Regions from separate parts of the Homo sapiens genome. Here region 2 is linked to region 1. A link is a loop called in an ENCODE intact Hi-C map of the cell type or tissue named here. Cell type or tissue: ascending aorta. All regions are shown on one strand. Links, peaks and the distances in the headings refer to the core of each region. The heading gives the core; the rest is flanking DNA.

Region 1 (12,120 bases), core at 3,918-6,417:
CTCTTTTGGATCATGGATCATTTCAATTAACAACATAACAACAACAGCTATTCCATATTAACTGCATGGCAGTCATTGTGCCAGACATTTAATGTGTGTTCTCTCATTTTCTTCTCCAGCAAACCCAAGAGGCAGGCCTATGGTTATTGTTCCATTCTACAGAAGAAGAAACACAGGCTCAGGGAGAGGAAGGCTCTTTCCCATGGTGGCCCTGAGCACAGGTCTGTATGATCCAAAGTATATGCTCTAATCCACTAAACTCTTTCCTGCCACCAGAGCAAGTGACACACCAGATTGACCTTATAGCAGGTCCCCCTCCCACTGTTAACTACAACATTCTCCTAGCAGTGAATGAAAAGTATTCAATGAAGTTCTGTTCCAGCTCAACCACTGATTCACTGTGTGACACTGGAAAAGTCCCCCATTCTTTGTTGCCCTGGAGCTTGCTGAGCTCTATCACTCTACATGAAGCGCTTAACACCACCATCCACAGATGGCAGGCAGGTTAAATAATCTCATGAAATCCCTGTTTCCTCATCGCTAAAATGGAGCTAACAATGGTGCACTCCTGATAGTACTGTGGAGGGATTGACCAAGCTCATGTGTGAAGAATGCTCAGCCCTGTGACTGCCTCACAATGTATGCCCAATAAACTGCAGCTGTCGCTGATGCTGAGAACACAGGAGAGCCAGAGAGCTGAGAGCACCAGCTTGGGAATCAAGTGGACCTGGATTCAAATGATTAAAATGCTCACTTTGCCTTCTAATGGCCGCGTGACCTTGGCAAAAGTTATTTAGCTGTCAACTTTTCCTTGCTTGTAAAATAGGAATTAAAATAGCACCTACTTCATAGGTGTGTTTGAGGAATACATGAGATAATACACATAGCATTGCCCTATGAATGTTAGTTAACATCATTACTATTTGCACACATTGAGTAATATTATAAATAAGGATTATGTGGGGTCTAATTTTGTTCCAGTTCAAGGTTTTAGAAAAAAATAAATAGAGGTATCTGGTTTGGTCAGATTTACTAGACATTGTACTGTTTGTAAAAAATTTAAAAGAAAAAAAAAAACCGGACCTGTCTCATGGGTCAATAGAAAGTCAATTTCCTTTTGGCTGAGGCCAGCGATTCTGTGCAGTTTATTCTGGTGCTGGCTGGCGGTTTGGTTAGGTTCAAGGCCATGACCATGAGTAAGTGATTCACTCTTGCCAAAAACTGCAATCATGGTCATATTCTAAATATTTATACTAAAAGAAACCAAACCTGCTCCACCTTTAGGGGTCACAGGCACCACTCCCTCACATACTGGAGTTCATTCATTCATCCAACTCAGGCTTATTAACCATTCACCTCATGCCAGACACCAGGCACTGGTCATGCTGGTGGCTAATGGGACAGAAACCTGCTAGCAGCTTTGGCCAATTTTGGAGAAACAACCGAATCAGGGCCCTCAATGATGGTAGCTGCACCTGGGCTGTGCAGGCTCCTACAGAGAATGCAGGCCATCTGTTTGGTGCATATCACAATGTGGTCTGTTCCAGCTGGGAAAGGCACTTGGGGATCATCTCAGGCAACACACACCCTTTACAGCCACTGAGATCTCACAGCTGAGCTAAGATCCTGCTATTCTGACTCCTAGATCAGCACCTCTCCCTCCCTCCTAGATGCCCCAAGATTTCCTCCACTTCATACAGAGCAGGCGGTCTCCAGACATTTTAGCTCACAAACGACTTCAAACATAGTGGTAATGAGAATTGAAAAAGTAATACCACTCGTAACAGTATCTTTCACTTACTGGGTGATTTCTGGGTGTCAGATTCTTCGTTAAACATTTTATATGGTATGCCTCATCTAACATTCAAAGAACATTATTGGTTAGGTCATTATTATCCCATTGTACAGAAGAGGACACTGAGGTTCAGAGAGGAGAAGGGATTTTCCTATGTTAACACAGCTAGAAGTTGCAGAACTTAACTTCATCTGACTCCAAACCCAGTGCACACCGCCACCACACAATATCCCCTCAGTGGGATGCACAGCACAAGGGACCTGCCCTCCTGTATCCTCCTCCTGTGCTTACCTGGCCAGCAACAGTTTGATGTCTGCAGCTAGGAGGGAGGAAGAAAGAGCAGCAGGTGGGCAGAAAAGAGGCTTCAAATCTAGTCCTTGGCTTTAGCACCCACTAAAATCCAGGACTATAACGAGCTTAAGGATGATGAAGAAAGACAGCAGTGGAGAGCACACTGGTGAGGAGATGGATGGGTGGGTCTACAGACTGTTCCAGTGTCTGCTCCAGGTGAAGGGTGGCACCAGGTGCTGGAAGAATACCTGTGTCATGTGACCTGGGGCAAACCATTTCCTATCTACTAGAGAGGGAGCACAGGATAACAATTAAGCCTGTAGCCTCTGAAGCCAGACAACCTAGGATGAAACCCTAGCTCTGTCTCTTACCAGGTGTGTGACTTCATACAGTATTTAGCATACTGGGCGTTAGCTTCCTCTTCTGTAAAATGGGCATAATAATACCTGTCTCATAGTATCATTATGAAAACTAAATGAGTTAATACACAGAATGCCCTCAGGACAGTACCTAACACACAGTAAGAACTATATGCATTTTTGCTAAATGTTTAAAAATTATGTAAACTAGAGGTTATAGTACCCAACTGTTTGAATTAAGATGCTTTTGGCTGCAAAGTAACGGAATATCTGATCCTAAGTGGTTTTAACAGAAAGTTTTTATTAGTATTAGTTTCTCATTAGTATAATGAGAATCGTCCAAATGGAGATGGTTCCAGGCTCAGGGATGTCCCAGGAGCTCAGGATCTTCTTATCTCTCACCCTCCCTTTGACTGTCTTCCACAAGTCATTTCCCATCCTGGCCCAAGATGGCTGCCACAGCTCCAAATATCACATCCCATTACCACAAAGCCAAGTATCACATCCAAATGTCACAAAGCTACATCTAGAAACAGAAAGTAAGGAATAGGGAATCTCTCTTGCACTATTGCTGTCTTATGAAAGAGAAACTATTTCCTAGAAGCCTCTCTGAAGACTTCCTTTTTCTGTCATTAGCCAGAACAGGGTCATGTGACCACCTCCAGGCCCTGTAGAAGGCTAGCAAAGCAATATCCTGGCATTTCTGTCACAATATAGAGCTGGGCTCCACAGCAAAGAAGATGGGAGGAAGAAGAGTAGTTGAATAGGCAATCAGCAAGCCTTGCAAGATAGTCTTGAGAAGGAAATGTGGGGAAAAGTGCAGGAACACTGTGAAAGAGTTAACCACTTCCACTGTACCTATGTAAGACATTGTTCTCAGAAATAATCATATCAATAGCAATGCTTCTCCCTGTGGGTTAGAGGTAGAGTCTATAGAAATGCAGGATGCCCCATCTCTACTAAAATACACAAAAATTAGCTGGGCGTGGCGGCATGCACCTGTAATCCCAGTTACTTGGGAGGCTGAGGTAGGAGAATTGCTTGAACCTGGGAGGTGGAGGTTGCAATGAGCCGAGATCGCACCATTGCACTCCAGCCTGGGTGACAGAGAAAGACTCCGTCTCAAACAAACAAAAATAGAAATGCAGGATGCCAATAATTCTAGGTTGTCCTGTTCTTTCCCCATGGATATGGCAGGCAAGGGAAAAATAAAAGGAAACCGACTGCCCTGACACTAAAACTGACGTTGTATGGCCTCATAATAACCCAGGCCTGGAAAACAATAGACCACCAACTTCCCCTCTCATTTTGGTGGATTATAAATAAAGCCTGGAGGGAAAGTAATGAAATTAGTTTAAGAACAGTGATAGGATTCCTCTGGCCAGGTGCAGTGGCTCACGCCTGTAATCCCAGCACTTTGGGAGGCCGAGGCGGGCGGATCACAAGGTCAGGAGATCGAGACCATCCTGGCTAACACGGTGAAACCCCGTCTCTACTAAAAATACAAAAAATTAGCTGGGTGCTGTGGCGGGCGCCTGTAGTCCCAGCTACTTGGGAGGCTGAGGCAGGAGAAGGGTGTGAACCCGGGAGGCAGAGCTTGCAGTGAGCCGAGATAGTGCCACTGCAGTCTGGCCTGGGCGAAAGAGCCAGACTCTGTCTCAAAAAAAAAAAAAAAAGGATTCCTCTGAAAGCAGAAAACCTTTATTTAGAAAATACCTTGTGGGCCATTCTGTAGTGAAAAGTCAGCCCTCTGCCCATAGTCTAGATCTGAGCTCGGCAAACATTTTCTCTAAAGGGCCACATAATAAATACTGTAGAATTTTCAGGCAATATGGCCCCTGCCACAACTACTCTACTCTGGGTAGTATAGGCAATGACAATGTGTCAACAAATGAGTGTGGCTGCATTCCAGTAAAACTTTATTTTTTTAATTTTTCACTTTTTACTTTTGAGAAGGAGTCTCACTCTGTCACCCAGGCCGGAGTGCAGTGGCATGATCTCAGCTCACTGCAACCTCCATCTCCCGGGTTCAAGCGATTCTCCTGCCTCAGCCTCCCGAGTAGCTGGGACTACAGGCATGCTCCCTTCCCACTTTCCCCTGTTTGTCACCCCACTTCTCAACCGCTCCCTGATTTTTGTATTTTTAGTAGAGATGGGGTTTCACCATGATGGTCAGGCTAGTCTCGAACTCCTGACCTCGTGATCCACCCGCCTCGGCCTCCCAAAGTGCTGGGATTACAGGCATGAGCCACCATGCCCGGCCATAAAACTTTATTTATAGAAACAGGTGGAGGGCCACATTTGGCCCACGGACAGCAGTTTGCCAACCCTGGTTCTACATGACAAGTTACGTAAGACAACAACCTAAGCCAAGGGACTCAAACTCTAGTGCCCATGGGGCTGGAGAGGTAAAGAAGTAAAGCAGGCTGGGTGGGGACTGTGACATGTGGAGAACATATGACTCATGGAAAGGAGGCAGTTGCAAAAACCAATGTAATAAGACCCTCCAGTATTTTAGGAAAACCAGAAATGCAAATATTAAGGGCATCTTCTCATTTTTAAATATTGGCACGCATTCAAAATTTTAAACCTGGTGCAGACCTAATTGAAAAAAAAAATCTGGGGGCCAGCACAGTTTAGCGGCAGCCAGTGTGTGTCCTCTGGCCCAGATCACCCTTCCTGAGCAATGTGCTATGACAACGGAGTACACATGACACATTTGAGTGGCATGATCCAGGAAACTTAGCCCAACGCCAGTCTGACCTATTGCTAATGGAATGCATAACTGCCGCCGTCCTGCCCAGTGGCCGGGCATGTGGGAGACCATTCGCATGCATGACTGCAATGAGCTGCACGTGCACAGCTACTCCAAGTCTGGACCGTAATTCTCTCCCTGCCTCACTAGTCTTCTGCTTTCTATAAGCAGTGTTGGCATAATCAGTGCCCTGTGACATCAGATGCCATGTAATATTCATCATACGGACCCTCCTGACATACTTCAGAGAAGCAATGAGATCATATGAAAGGGACTTAACAAGCCATGAAACCACACAGACATCAAATGGATTGGTTTCTGGCTTCCCCAGCCCCAAGCATAAATTCAAATCTTCCAATAATGAGTATATTCTTTAGAGAGATCCAAAAAACCCCAGAAGCATGACAAACAGGACAGACACAAAGCAGAAGGACTCTCAACCAGATTTCCTCCTGGTACAAAGGCCCTTAAGCTGTGTCCAACGCTGCCCTGCGGAAGCCCAGGCGCCACTGAAAGGCCCCGGGCTGCAGACAGCTCAGCTTGGGACATTCTGTCCTTGGCTGTATTTCAGCCTGTGTTCTCACCTGTTCACTGACTTCTTTGCCTCTCCCTCCAGTTCCTGTAAATCTACAGCATCCTCAGTATTTGCCTTGAGCTTCTCTCTCACTTGGTTCAGCTCTATACCTTCCTGCCTTCTGCCCTATTTGCCTAGGTCCTCCACTTCAAAGGTTGCACTGACCTGCCTTTTCTGATGTCTCTGGACATGCTCCACCTTCAGACCCTCAGCTCCACCGAGACCACCAGCATCAGGCTCCAGCCCATCCTGTGCAAGGCCTCCCCTTTTTTAAGGAGCTAGTTTGATGTCTGCTCATCTTACCAAGGGCCCTACACCCACATCCATAACTTGCTAGTGAAGACATCAACCTAGGTGCCACCTATTTGGGTCGCAAAGATTCCCTCTCACCTCATCTCTGAAGATCACTGAAAACCACTCTTTTGATTCCCTCAGCTATATATTGGGGGTGGAGAAAGGGAGGGATGAGAGAAAGAAAGAGAGAGAGAAAAAAACAATGCAAACTTCCTACCACAAATGATGTTCACCCCATGTCCACTGAATCCTATTCTGTTCAAATTGGGTGCTGAGCCAGCAGTTTTCTAATGGCTCCTCAAGTCTTGTGATTTTTTTCAGGTTTTTCAGGGACCCAGGTAGGAGGGTTAAGGGGGATGCTGCATATCAGAGGTGACTTCAGCAGAACAGCTCCATCGGATCTGTTTTGTATACCATAGTCCTGCATGAAACTATTGTTTGAAAAACTTATTCCACCACTAAAAAATTAAAATTTCTGTGTTAGCCACTGTGACCAGGAGCAGATGGAGCAAGGCAAGCTCCCTTACTGAAGAAGCCCATAGGATAAACTTGAGGTAAGCAATATTTTTGGCATAGGGCAATTTGGAAAGTATTGGGCTAAATTTTTGTTTATAATGAAAAGTAACTTATTGAGTCTCACATTAGGTGTGTCTGTTCCCACAATTTAAGTTATCTACTTTGTTGAATAGAAGAATAACATCAAGGAAGTATTACTTTTTATATGCTTAAGTATGAATGTCTGTTTCCATTTTCCCAGTGGTGATATGGGGGGAAATTTCTAATCTTTCCTTCTGAATTTAGACAATGAAGCATTTCTCAGAGGTGTCATGAGGGCCTGCTCATCACTTGCTTAGTGCATAGACCCTTGGGGGCATCTCCAGAGGATTGCCAACAGGGCAAAACCTCTTAAAGCAGTGCCCAAGCTCCTGTTTTCTTCACTTCATTGTTCAAATTCATATTTCTCCCATGTGGTTTGTAGATACCTCCTAGGGGTTGGTAAGTCCCAATGAGTCTTATGGACAAGTGAGCAGACTAGGCTAGCAGTGGCCAAACAATACGGAGCCTGCAGGGAGAGTTGTGTTCTGTCAGCTGAGCTCAAAGTCTAAAAGCCCTCGCACACCCTCAGCTGACAGTTCAGGCAGTGACAGCTCATTCGGGAAGGAGATTTGCAGTTGTGAACACTGACCAGCTCTAAAAGAATAGAAAAGTAATTAATCATATCATTTTAGAGCTGTGCATTCTCAGACTCTCAGAATCAGAGCCTCTTAGAACCTCAGGCCCGGGAGAAAGCAGAGAGGCTCCAATATTGCATAATGGTTAAGTTCACCAGCTTTGAGTCAGATAGACCTGAACTTGAGACCACTCAAGGACTCTACCTAAAAGGAAATTTACTAGAGGACATGGGACAACTCGCAATAAGGAAGATAAGGTGTAAAACAAACTCAAAGCAGGCAGCAGAAGTTGCAGCAAACTGGCCCACGAACCAGGGCTGTAATCAATTCATCCTGAGCATTTCATCAGCTCTCACACATAGGTTCAGGATTCCAAGTCCTGGGCAAAAGATTCCAATCTTTTCCCTTGTCTCCCCAGGGAGGTTTGAAGAAAGTTTCAGGCATCATAATGGGAGGGGAAAACATCTTGGTTTACCATGCCAACAAAACCATAAACACTAAGGGTGAGGCTCCCAAAGGAAAGCCAGGGGCTGTGGGGAGGTGAGAATGGCTGCCTGGGAGCATAAACAACAGAGATCTACTATCCTGCACCTGCCACAGTGTTGCTCAGAGGACAGACAGAAATGCTCCACACCACGGCCTTAGCATACTTTGGGACACAAAAAAAGGGCCTCCATAAACATGAGTGCCTTCATTTACAACTCATGCTCCTGCATGGAGCTAGATCCCCTCTAGAGCACACCTGTTGAAGCAATTGCCACTAACTGAGACTCCTTCCCCTTTGTAATCATGTCGCCTAAGTTACCCTGAATGCAGAGGCCATTTGCTTGGAGAACTTTAAGAGATTTTATTCATCATGTGGATGGCCCATGCCACTGAGAGTCCAACAGTAAATATATTGGACCAAACCTGGCTCAGAAAAAGGCTCCCTCCACTGGGACTCAGAAAAAGACTCTCCTTCCCTCATCCTCCCTTAGGATTCCAATATCCTCCTTTAGGATATTGGTATAGGGAATGTATTCACTTCCCTATTACAATATCATAAGGGAAGGAAAGTCTTTTTCTGAGTCCCAACGGAGGGGGTCTTTTTTGATTGGAATAGGGAATACATTCCCTATTCCAGTAACCTAAGTAGTGTCCCCCTCCAGGTTCATTAGACTGAGTGAAGTGTTGGGTTCTGGCAGTTTAGCTTCACACACACTCTTAGGTCAGGAGAGAAAATAAAGGCAACACAGCCTCAGAGACCTAATATTTTGTCTTAATATTCCACTAGGTCAGGAGGAGCCTCCTTGGATGCTCATGCCAAACCTCAAAAACTCTAAAAATGCGTGCCAAATAGGGGGACAGTCTCTTGCTTCACATTTCCAACTATGGCCCTATTAAAGGGCTGCTGCAAATATCTGGGGTCTGAAGCCATGTTTGCTTAGCCTGAGGCATATCCTAAGTTCAAAATCAATTGTGCAGAAAAGGGAGGGCCAATGGAAAGTCAGTCAGCTGCTGTCTAGCAAGTCAATGCCACCCTGCCCTGAAGGACATCAGCTGGCCTGACGGGGGCAGAGCTACAGCATTGTCTCTGAGCTTATTTCCATCTCTATTCTGATGTTAGATGGGAGTATCAATATCATAGCTCAACAACGCTCATCTTCAGCCTGGACTCCTCTAGCTCCCTCCCGCTAAGGCAGCCAATCCTAACATGAGCTCATCAACAAACATACACTAAGACCCACTAGAAGCCAGTTGCCATGTGAGGGGTTAAATAATAATAGCTATAGTTTATGGACTGTCTCCTACAGGTGGGACACAGCTTCCAATGCTTTACCCACATTGTCTCAATTCATCATCACAATGGCCCTGTTACTTTCCTCTTTCTGTAATAACTATTCATGCTGTTTGAATCACTGGGAGGTTTTTCATTGCATTGCACAGAATTCTGTTTTCCTTTTTGCTTTTTTTGTTTGTCTTTTGCCCTCAGAAAAGGCTAATAAATTCAACCAAATGGCTGGAGTTGGAGGGAGGAAGCAGGGATGACCTTGTCTGAAAGATGGTCTCAAACCCCTTCTCCTGCCTCTATCCAAAGACAAGCCTTCACCTGAAATATGAAGTGAGGCTGATGAGAAAGTCCAGTCTCTGCCTGTGTTTCACCATCTCCAGTTTCAGAGGCAGCAGCTTCAAACTACTGCTGGAAATCAGAGCCAACTAGGGCCCCAGGGGAAGAAGGAAAGAGAACACAGATTCACCTGAATGAAGGTCAGTGATGGCTCCCCCTGAGTCTGGCAATCTCTCCTGGACCTGAGGAGACCACCTGGTCCCTCAGATCCCCCTGCAGGGGCAGGAATGTCTGAGCCAGGGCATTGTTTCTGTGGAATCTTCCCACCAATGAATCTCCCAGCAGGACCAACTGTTTGGCTGTATTTAAACTGTCATTTAGCCAAGGCAGTTTGCTGGCACACCCAACTTCAACCCAGCAAGCACAACAGGTCTGCAGCTCGCGCCAAAGCTTGTTTAAACATCATTTGAACCAAACAGCCAGTCAATTTAAAAATACTCCAAGCCAAAAGCCAATGAGATTTGAAAACAAGAAAAACTGAAAATGAAAATAAAAGGGAAATATATGAATTTATGTATGTACTCATTTATTTATTAGTTAAACATTGCCTTTTTCCAGAGAGAATCTAAGATGTCAAAGGCCAAGTTGTTTTTTAAAATAAAACAGTACTAGATATGTTCTGTAAATTTCAATGATATCACAAAAATTCAACTTGGGTAAACATTTAAAACACAAAGTGTGTGTGTGTGTGTGCACGTGTGTGTGTGTGCATGTATGTGCGTGTGTTTTAACAGATGAGGAAATTGAAGCTCAGGGAGATTAAGGCCCTTGCCAGAGTCACACAGCAGTGAATGGTAACATAAGGACTGTCCCAAGTCCTCTGCTATGTGTATGGATGCGCACGCACCTACCTATACTTGCTGAGGCCACACTCTTGTTTCAGGCCCAACAGGGTCTGGAATATAAGGGTTTTTCTTCTCTTTTGCTCCCAAACATAAAAGGGATGTCATATCTCATTTTCACCTGAGTCATGCATTTATTCCTTCAGAATCATTTATTGAAGTCCAGCCACATGCCACCCACTGAACTGGACATTTGGGATACAGTGGCCAAAAAGCCACATACAATTGCTGTGCACACAGAGCTTACATTTAAGACAGCTTGGAAGCCAGCAGCGTGTGCTCTGTACTGAAACTGGGGCATTCATATTTATAAGCCCTCTGAGCCAGAAAAACATTTAGAGGTCACCTAGACCAGGGTTTCCCAAAGTCCAACCATTCAGGTACCAACCCCACAGTTTTTGTCATATGTCAATAACACTTTCATATATGTCTTCAAGTGTTCTCATCTACATAAACACATCTGTTTTCAGAGAAAGCCCTCTATCACTGCTGTAAACAGAAAACTGGAATCACTTGTCTAAAATAAAAGGTAACCATAAAAATAAGTAAAACAAAGACAAAACAATATGATTAAATTATCAGCTAAGCACAGTGGCTCCTGCCTGTAATCCCAGCACTTTGGGAGGCAGAGGCGGGTGGATCACCTGAGATCAGGAGTTCGAGACTAGCCTGGCCAACATGATGAAACCCCGTCTCTACCAAAAATACAAAAATTAGCTGGACGTAGTGGCGGGTGCCTGTAATCCCAGGTACTCGGGAGGCTGAGGCAGGAGAATAGCTTGAACCCAGGAGGCGGAGGTTGAAGTGAGCAGAGATCGCAACATTGCACTCCAGTCTGGGCGACAAGAGCAAAATAACGTCTCAAAAAATATATATATATCATCTAGAAAGACACTTGAAGTCCAAGTAAGATTGAGCTTGAAGGCTGTTCTCATTTTGTAAAAACATAAGCTCAGGAAGTGTTGAAGATATTTTAACTCTACACTGAGACTTTCTTCTTTCCTTTATCAAGAAGATTAAAGGAGAATTCAATCAGGCACAACTTTCTATGATTTAATTGTTTTTAATGTTGTGTTAAACAGTCATGACATTTAGGAAATCATTATCTAGTCCAACTCTAAAACCCAGAGACAGGCAGCTACTGGACCAAGGTCACATAGCAAATGAATGGCAGAAAAAACACCCAGTCTCTGTTCCTACAGTAGACTGCAGATCAGCAAACTAACATCTGAATAAACTCTTGGATTTGCTCTTTACCACAATCGAAGACTGATTTGATCCACTTAACTTTTGGATGAAAAACAACTGTAACCCATCTCAAAGTGGCAGATATAGTGATCCCTCTCAATTTTCCTTTTTCTCTGTTTTATCTATCCACTCATTTTCCATGTGTCATGGGTCTTATAACAGAAATATGCTGAGATTTCTAATAAAACCTAGAAAATTTTGTGGAAACCTCCGAACACCCCAAAATTCAAATATAATCCTTAGATAACCTGCTGTAATATGGAATTCAGGAAGAAAAAAATCCCCAGCGCCACCCGACAAGAACTCCTTGTCCTATAAAATCCTCAGTGTGTACAGCCCATACTTGGCAAACTTCACCACATACCAACTATAACTCTTTAAATCAGGCCTGGAGATAAATGAGAAGAAACCCTCTCTCACCCACTAAGGTCACCTGCAACTTGCCTGCCCCTAATCCCCCTCAGAAGGCAGCTTTCAGCAATGTCCCCGGGAAATAGTTGGCTGTGAGAACACACAGAAGCCTCAGCCTGCAAAGGAGGCACATTCTGGAGTCCTTGCACATGGTTTCCTCTCCAGGAAGGTGAGGCCAGGGTTTCCATGTTCTTCTCCCAGGCCAGAATGGAGAAAGAGGAGAAGATGACAGTGAATGACATCTGGCCACTTTTTCTCTTTGAGCTGACACA
Region 2 (7,684 bases), core at 2,584-5,083, 1.1 Mb before region 1:
TTTGTGAATTGCAGTCTAGTGGAGAAAACAGACAACTCAGATACAAGTAATTTAATACAATGTGGGGATAAAAGTTGTTATGAAGATTTCTGCAAAGGATTATGAAATCCCTGAATATGAAAAACTGAAATTTCTGATGTTAAGTGTCTATGACTTTTTTACAGAGTTTGTTTTTGAATTGGGCTTTAGAAAATGATTAGACTTGCCAAGTGAACAGAGTGGGGTTTTGGCTTTGGGGCTAGGCATTTTCAGCAGAGGGAAAAATCACACGCACAGATATTGGGGGTTTATACAAACATGACCTGCTTTAAAATGAAACTCATTAGTCATTGGGGCTTCAGGTTGCAGAGGTGAGAAATGTGACTGAAAGATACATTGGCATCAGAGAAGGACATTTGACATCAGCCTAATGCATTTGCTTGAATTTTGGAGGCAATGGAAATTCATGAAAAACTTTCAAGCATGGCAGTGATATGACCAAATTTAAATTTTTTTGATATAAAGTTCTGGTAGTAGGTAGAAGATGAATTGATGAGACAGAAGGTGGAACTTATTAGAAATCCAATAAAAAGAGAGACAGAGAAAAGTGAAACTTATTAGAAATCCAATAAAAGGAACTTGGGAAAGAGATGATAAAGGACTCAACTTGACCAACTAGTCAGTGGAGCTGAGGAAGAGAAATGTATATAGGGTGCATATACATATACCCGAGGAAGGTATATAGGGTAGAATATTCAGCAATTCGATGAAGGTGATGATGAGCAGGAAGGATTTGAGAAGATCCTTAGATTTCTGGATTCTGGGTGGATGATGATGTGACTTAATGAGATATGGAGGAAGGTTTTGAGTGAGATGATGGGCTTGGGTTTAGACCAGTGGAATTTGAAATAGTGGTAGAAAAACGATGGAATTTTGTAGCAAGCAATCAGTTATTCCATCTGGAGCTCAGGAAAAAATTGCAACAGAAATGTGAATTTGAAACTCATTAGATTATAGGCAGTGTTCCCAATGTGTAAACTGCAATGTGAAGAACCAAGCACGTTTGGAATTCTGAGGAACAATGACATTTGGAGGGCAGGTGCATGAAGAAAAGTCAAATAAAAAGAATGAGAAAGAATGGCTAGTGGTAGAGAGAGAACCAGGAAAATACATCATGGAACCCAGAGGGGAAAATATTCCCTAGAATTAAGGGCTCTCAAAGGGTGAGAGGAGTTAAGAATATGTATATTTTTCAGAAAAATGATGAGCAAAATGCAGTCTAGGTAGCTCCAAGCTGATCCAAAAGCAAGTGGAGAGAACAATCCAGTCTATTCATTGTTTCAAATGCATGTCTCTAGCATTTACTATGCATCTGACACACCACTTAGGCATCAGACATATTGGAGTAAATAAAGTAAAATTCCCACCTTTATGAATCATTGTTATTCCTCTCATTCTCTCTTCCAAATCAAATATTGTTTAGTCATTCAAGGCCCAAATTACATCTTGCTTTTGCCATAAACACTTCCCTAAGCACACTGGACCCATTGAGAACTCCTTTCGCTGGAAACTGCCTGTGATCTTTGGCTGACATTTATCTTGCTACTCATTTTTATTTATGGCATTGTGCATTGGCTTAAGTAATTTTACCATAAGGACTGCAAATTATTTGAGGAGAAGGGATTAAGAGCCTAGACTATTCCTTCACAATCCGTGTCCCTGCTTTGTACATGTTAAGTGCTTAGCAATACTTTCTGACGTCTCCTCCTATCCTCCACCCCCTATTTTGCTTATGGTCTTCCCTTGAGCAGGGAGTTATGGGTATGTTTTAGATCCTGGCTCTACCACCCGCAGATTTATCTCTTGAGCAGATATTGCTGTGTCTTTGAGCAAAGATCCTTCAGGATTTCTCAGTCAAATTGAGGTAGATGGGCTTTAGGTCTGATCTGCAAGATATCTTTCCTTAATTAATTAATTCAAGTGCCTGACACTATATGCCATGTACTGTGCTCTTGCAACCAGTCAGGTGATTTGGTCTCTACTTTCACTTAGCTACTTGATTAAAAATAAATAAGTCATTTCGGATGGTAACAAATATTATGACACTGTAACAAGGTAAAGTGATAGAGAATAACAGGCAGTGGGAATGGAAGAAGACAGTATTAACAAGAATGGTCATAGAATAGTTTCTGAGGAAGTGACTTTTAGATTAGCTGTAAGCTCAAGAACTAGTCATTAGAAAAGGAGAGTATTTTAGTAAGGAGGGAGAGCAAGGGAAGAGAGCCTGAGATGGTAATAATTTCTAGCAACAGAAAGAAGGTCATTTACTCAGAATGTAATGAGGGAAAGGGAAACCAGTAGATGAAGGGCCATTTCTGAGCCTAGAGCGGACAGCAATTCTTTAGCATATCAGAGAGTCGACTCTTATGGTTAACACAGAGAAAAATGTCCTATTTTATACTTGGAAAATTCCCTAGGGAAGGAATGAAAAGAACTCTTAGTGTTCTAACTCCTTGTTTTGCTGTGTGGATGTAACAATACTAATTCAACTGGAGTCTAATCTTTAGTTTGTATGTAATGGGTGGTGCTCCTATTGTCGGCCTATGACTTTCCTTCTTGTTTACATTAACAGTCTTGGAAAAATAACAGTTGCAAAAGCAACCACAGTAGGAAATGTAACAATTAAAAAAAAGCACCTGTGAGTTTTAACAATTTGTGGAGAAGGATTGCCTGTAGAACACTGCCCAATCAGATGACAATCTATCCCTTTAAGCAGATCAGAGATTACAAAACCCCTGATTACTCCTACATGGAAGTGGTTCTTAATCTGCTATTGGTTAAAGACCCCTTTGAAAATCTAATAGAAGTCATGAACACTTTCCCCGGGAAAATGCAAAAATAAATAAATAAATAAATCACACTGACACAAAATATTAATAAAAATGTAAAGGTTTTGTGGATCTTTAAGGCCCATCCATGCAACCCAGAACATCTGATCAAGGCATGGCTTTTGAAAATTTCTGTATATCAGAATTACCTGAAAAGCTTGTTGAAAACCATATCCATGGCCTTGTCCCCAGAAAGATGCAAAATGGGATGCAGAAATCTGCATTTTTAAAAATAAATTCCCCCAAGGGATTCTGTATCAGGTGGGTATACCACACCTAGTCAAACTCTGCTTAAGGATCTATATGGGAGAAAATTAGAGAGCAGAGGCTTAGAGCAGTGGAAATTGAAAGCACCTGGAAATTTGGAAGAGTGAATTTCATCTTGGAGAACTGAAATTTGGGAGATTAATATGGGGAGAATAAAGCATACAGTGTAGTAGTGTCAAATCAAAACTATGTAGGCAAAAATAATATGTATTGGGAATTAGACACAGGCTTGGAAGCAGGCTGAGAACATTGGGAAGACTCTGGGATTGGTGATCTGCCCGAAGGCAGTCTCTCATGATGAAAACCAACACTCATGTTGAGAGGTTCTCTAGATTGTCTTTAAAGAGAGGTTATCTACTGTCTCTGCTAACCTTCTTGAGCTACTCAAGCTAGAAAATATAGGCAGGACTCCTCACACCCATCACTAACGAACATATCACTACCTCTTACCTTCATCACGTAATCACAGTGCTTACAAGGGGCGGGCCATCTATTATTTTAACTTCACAGTTAAAATATGAGCAAATAGAGGCCTTCAGAGTGGGAGGGCCTTGTTCAAGACCACCTAGTAAAATAGCAACTGAGTTAGGATCAGAACTTGGCTTTTTGTTCCTTAGTCTAGTGTTCTTCCTCCTCCCTATTTGCTCCTGAGATTAAAAAGAAAAAAAAAAAAAAATCCTGTATGGAACCACTTGATGGGAATGTCCTTTCCCCCAAAAAGCTCAGGGCAGTTGATTCAGATGCAAAATATATTTTAAGTAGGGCAACATTTTTCAATGAAAAATAACACATTTACTTATGCCACAAATTTTGTTTCTCATGTATTTTAATGCCATGAGGTCATTGTGTGGTCATTATCAACAGAGAATTGGACAAAAAGCAACGTTTTTCTCAGTGCTTACGTGCTCCTGGACATGGAGCGGAGGATGAACTCGACTGCATTCTCAATGATCTCTGTGCCCAGGAGGCTTAGGAATTTGGGGAAGTCTGGCTTTGGGTCTTTGCCCGAGTCGTCTGGCTTGTCGTCTGGCTTGTCTGGTTTGTCGTCTGAAAAACAACAGAATCTCAGAGGTGATTCTCAGCAACAAAGAAGGAATCATTCTTTCTGTGTGGGGAACGCTTGGGATTCTTTCTGACCCACTCACAAATTTCATAGCCTTATATGGTTATATTCATCGAACATTTAATGCCTGTCTGGATAAAATCTTCACATGCATTGTCTCATTTATTTGTAAAAACAAACAAATAGACCGACTGATATTGATACTTAGGTAGACACTGGCACCGCCTGGTGAGTGAGAAAACCAAAGTTCCCAGAAGCTAAGTACTTATCTCAGAGTTAAGCAGCCAGTAAGTGCCAGTGCCAGGACTGACATACAGAATGTCTGTTTTTCCATATGATCTCCATGCCCATGGTAATAATAATATTAAAGATAAATTATCAACTGGGTGAGGTGGCTCATGCCTGTAATCCCAGCACTTTGGGAGGGTGAGATGGGAGAATTGCTTGAGGCCAGAAGTTTGAGACCAGCCTGGGTAACATAGTGAGACTTCCATCTCTACAAAAAGTAAAAAGTAGCCAGGTGTGATGGTGCACACCTGTAATCCCAGCTACTTGGGAGGCTGAGGCAGGAGGATCTCTTGAGCCCAGAAGATAGGGGCTGTAGTGAGCCATGATCGTTCCACTGCACTCCAAGCCTGGGTGACAAAGTGAGACCCTGTCTCTGAGAAATAAAATAAATAAATAAAAATGAAATATCAATGGGTAACATTTGTTGAATACATGCCTATGACGATCTACATGGATTGTCTTATTTTATCCTCATAGCAATTCTACAAGGTAGGAACAATTATCCCAATTTAAAGGTAAAGTAATATAATTTGAGAGATGTTTAGAAACTGGTTGAAAGTCACATAGTTAGTAAGTGGCAGAAATACAATTCAAACCCATGTCAGTTTGGCATTAAAATTTGGATTCTAAAGTACTCTATGATGAGCTGCACAGTCTTTGATGGAAAAGTTATGCAATTTGCACTTCTTTTAGAAGATTCAAAATAGTATAACAATAATGATGACAAAGCAATTCTATCCCTTGCATATCACCTAGTAGTTTCATAAATAGTGATTTTACAAATGTTGTGTAATTTTATCCCCTGAGCAATCTTACAGAGTATGCATTTTTTAGCTCACTGAACTGAAAAGTGAAAGGATTAAGAGGCTTACAGAAGACCTCATAGACAGTAAGAAAAATGCTAAGATGATAACTGCAGGCCTCTTAACACTAGATTCTTAAGGGCCCATTGGAATGAGGGCCAAGGATCCAGAGTGAGGTTGATTATATTCAAGGTCCCTTGGGGGCTTTTTGACTTTGCTTGATTGTCTTTATTCCCAGGAGATGAGAAGAGATGGAAGAGTGACAGTAGCTACATGTGGTCGCCCCTCTGAGCCCTGGTCACAGGATAAAGTGGGACCTTTATTTTTTAATTGTATTGTACCCTGACAAGTAATGTTACCAGACTGGGTACATAAAAATACAGGATGCCTAGTTAAATTTAAATTTCAGATAAACAACAAATGCTTTTCTGGTACTATAAAAAAGATCCATGCAATAATTAGGACACCCTGATGCTGAAAGATTATTCATTGCATATCAGAAATCCAAATCTAACTGTGTTTCTCGTAGTTTATCTAGCAACCTCAGCACAAGTTTTAACTCAAGAAGTCCCAACTTCTAGACAATGTACCCCTGACTTTGGATAAAGGAGATGTAACTACCTTTTGTGTGGAGGCTGCCAAATTATGTCAGAAACTTTACATCTATATTATATCCTAAAATGGAAACTATTAGTAAAAAAGATTGGCAGGCAATTCTATGAGCATTTATTGTTTACTATGACACAACTAAAGATTTGATAGAAGCACCAGTTTGGGACATATAACCAAAATCAATATACTAATCATCACCTATTCATATATCCAATGATTGGTTCCTTCATTCAAAAAGTATTTTTGGGCCTACTTTTTTAATGTTTTATTTTTGAAACAGGGCTTCACTCTCTCGTCCAGGCTGAAGGGCAGTGAAGTGATTACAGCTCACTGCAGGCTCAACGTCCTGGGCTCAAGACATCCTCCCACCTCAGCCTCCTGAGTAGCAGGGACGACAGGCATATGCCACCACAGCTGGCTAATTCTTGTATTTTGTGTAGAGACGGGGTTTCGCCATATTGCCCAGGCTGGTCTCGAACTCCTGGGCTTGAGTGATCTGCCCACGTCGGCCTCCTGAAGTGCTGGGGTCACAGGTGTGAGCCATCCTGCCTGGCCTGAGCCTACTATTATGTGCATAGTTATGCTAAGAGTCAAGGTAAAAAAAAAAAAAGACAACTGTAGATATGACCTTCACATAAAGTGCTGGGCAACCCAGGTACTCAGAAGGATTGGTTTGTTTTTATTGTGGGAAGGAGGCGGAAGCGGAACTCATGTGTAAGGTGCCTATCGTGCAGGTACTCCATCAGTGCTTTCAGCACATGCCTTAATCGTCATTTAGCTCAGCAGTGGTATCACAGTTACAGCAGAGAAGACAGATGCTCAGGAAAATTAAATGACTCACCTGAAATCACTCATCTAGAAAGTGGCTGACCCAGGGTTTGAACCTAATTTTTTTTAACTCCACAAAGCACATTATTCACATTGTATAATACAACCTCCAAACAATTGTTCTGTAAAGACATTTGCCAAATGCAAAGCAGTAATTTCTTGCATGAAAGATGAGATTTTTTCTCCTGTGTTTCTATCTGGCTACTTGCATAATAAATTCTATTGACTTGTTATTTTAATATGACACTAAAACCTGGCTTTTCAAGATGCAAGAAGCCTGGGATTGGAGTGGGCGGAAATCAAAATCTTGGCCTTAGCTTGTGAACCCCATATATATTGAGAGGTATTAAAGTGTGATGGATTGCATGCTCTGGAGTTTTATAGATCTGTCTGATTCCTGCCTTTAACAAAAAATTAGCCATGTAAACTTGCACACAGTGCTTAACTTTGCATCTCTCAGTTTCCTCATATGTTGTCAGGATTGAAAGATATTTTATATATTATATATCTATATATATATACACACACATACATATATCTATATTATATATACATACATATATCATATATATACCACTTATCGTAGTACCAATCCCAAGATAAACTTACCTTATATAAATAAATAATAAATGAAAGAATGAATAAATAAATGTTATCTGTTTTATTGTTACTATTAATAATAATAGCAGCAAAATGATTTATAATTCACTTTCTCCTCTAGTGCTTTAGAAGATAATATAAATTTTAAAAATGCTATTAAAATATTAAACGATTGATATCCTAGAAACAATCTTCAAAGTCAATAGTTTAATATTTTCTTTTTTCAAGTATTATATGGGATAGCCTTTATTTACAGTAACTACTTTGTTGAGTTTCTTAGTGAATGTGAATATAATGTTCTTAATAAACAGTATTGCTGATATTTGTAGAGTTTTAATAGTTTACAAAGTAATTAA

The links. Peaks named below come from ENCODE experiments on the same cell type or tissue, not always from the same donor. Only the 100,000 strongest peaks of a DNase experiment are listed, where the experiment ranks them.
Region 2: a loop joins it to region 1, with 5 times the contacts of the local background. A loop is called at or near these places in 3 of 110 quality-filtered maps.

What each region holds. Positions count from the first base shown.
Region 1 is chr5:148,960,798-148,972,917 of GRCh38, forward strand. No RefSeq gene overlaps it. Among named protein-coding and RNA genes, the nearest start is that of MIR584, 96 kb to the right of the region's middle. RefSeq lists an enhancer at 9,269-9,850. In ascending aorta, for the core only: no CTCF peak of the experiment used is centred there; DNase peaks (open chromatin) are centred at 4,764, 5,224 and 5,699; H3K27ac peaks cover 2,047 bases.
Region 2 is chr5:147,897,593-147,905,276 of GRCh38, forward strand. It overlaps C5orf46 (chromosome 5 open reading frame 46), which reads right to left. Exons shown (of 4, transcript NM_206966.3): 2 at 4,037-4,181. Among named protein-coding and RNA genes, the nearest start is that of C5orf46, 5.1 kb to the right of the region's middle. In ascending aorta, for the core only: no CTCF peak of the experiment used is centred there; DNase peaks (open chromatin) are centred at 4,139 and 4,482; H3K27ac peaks cover 2,500 bases.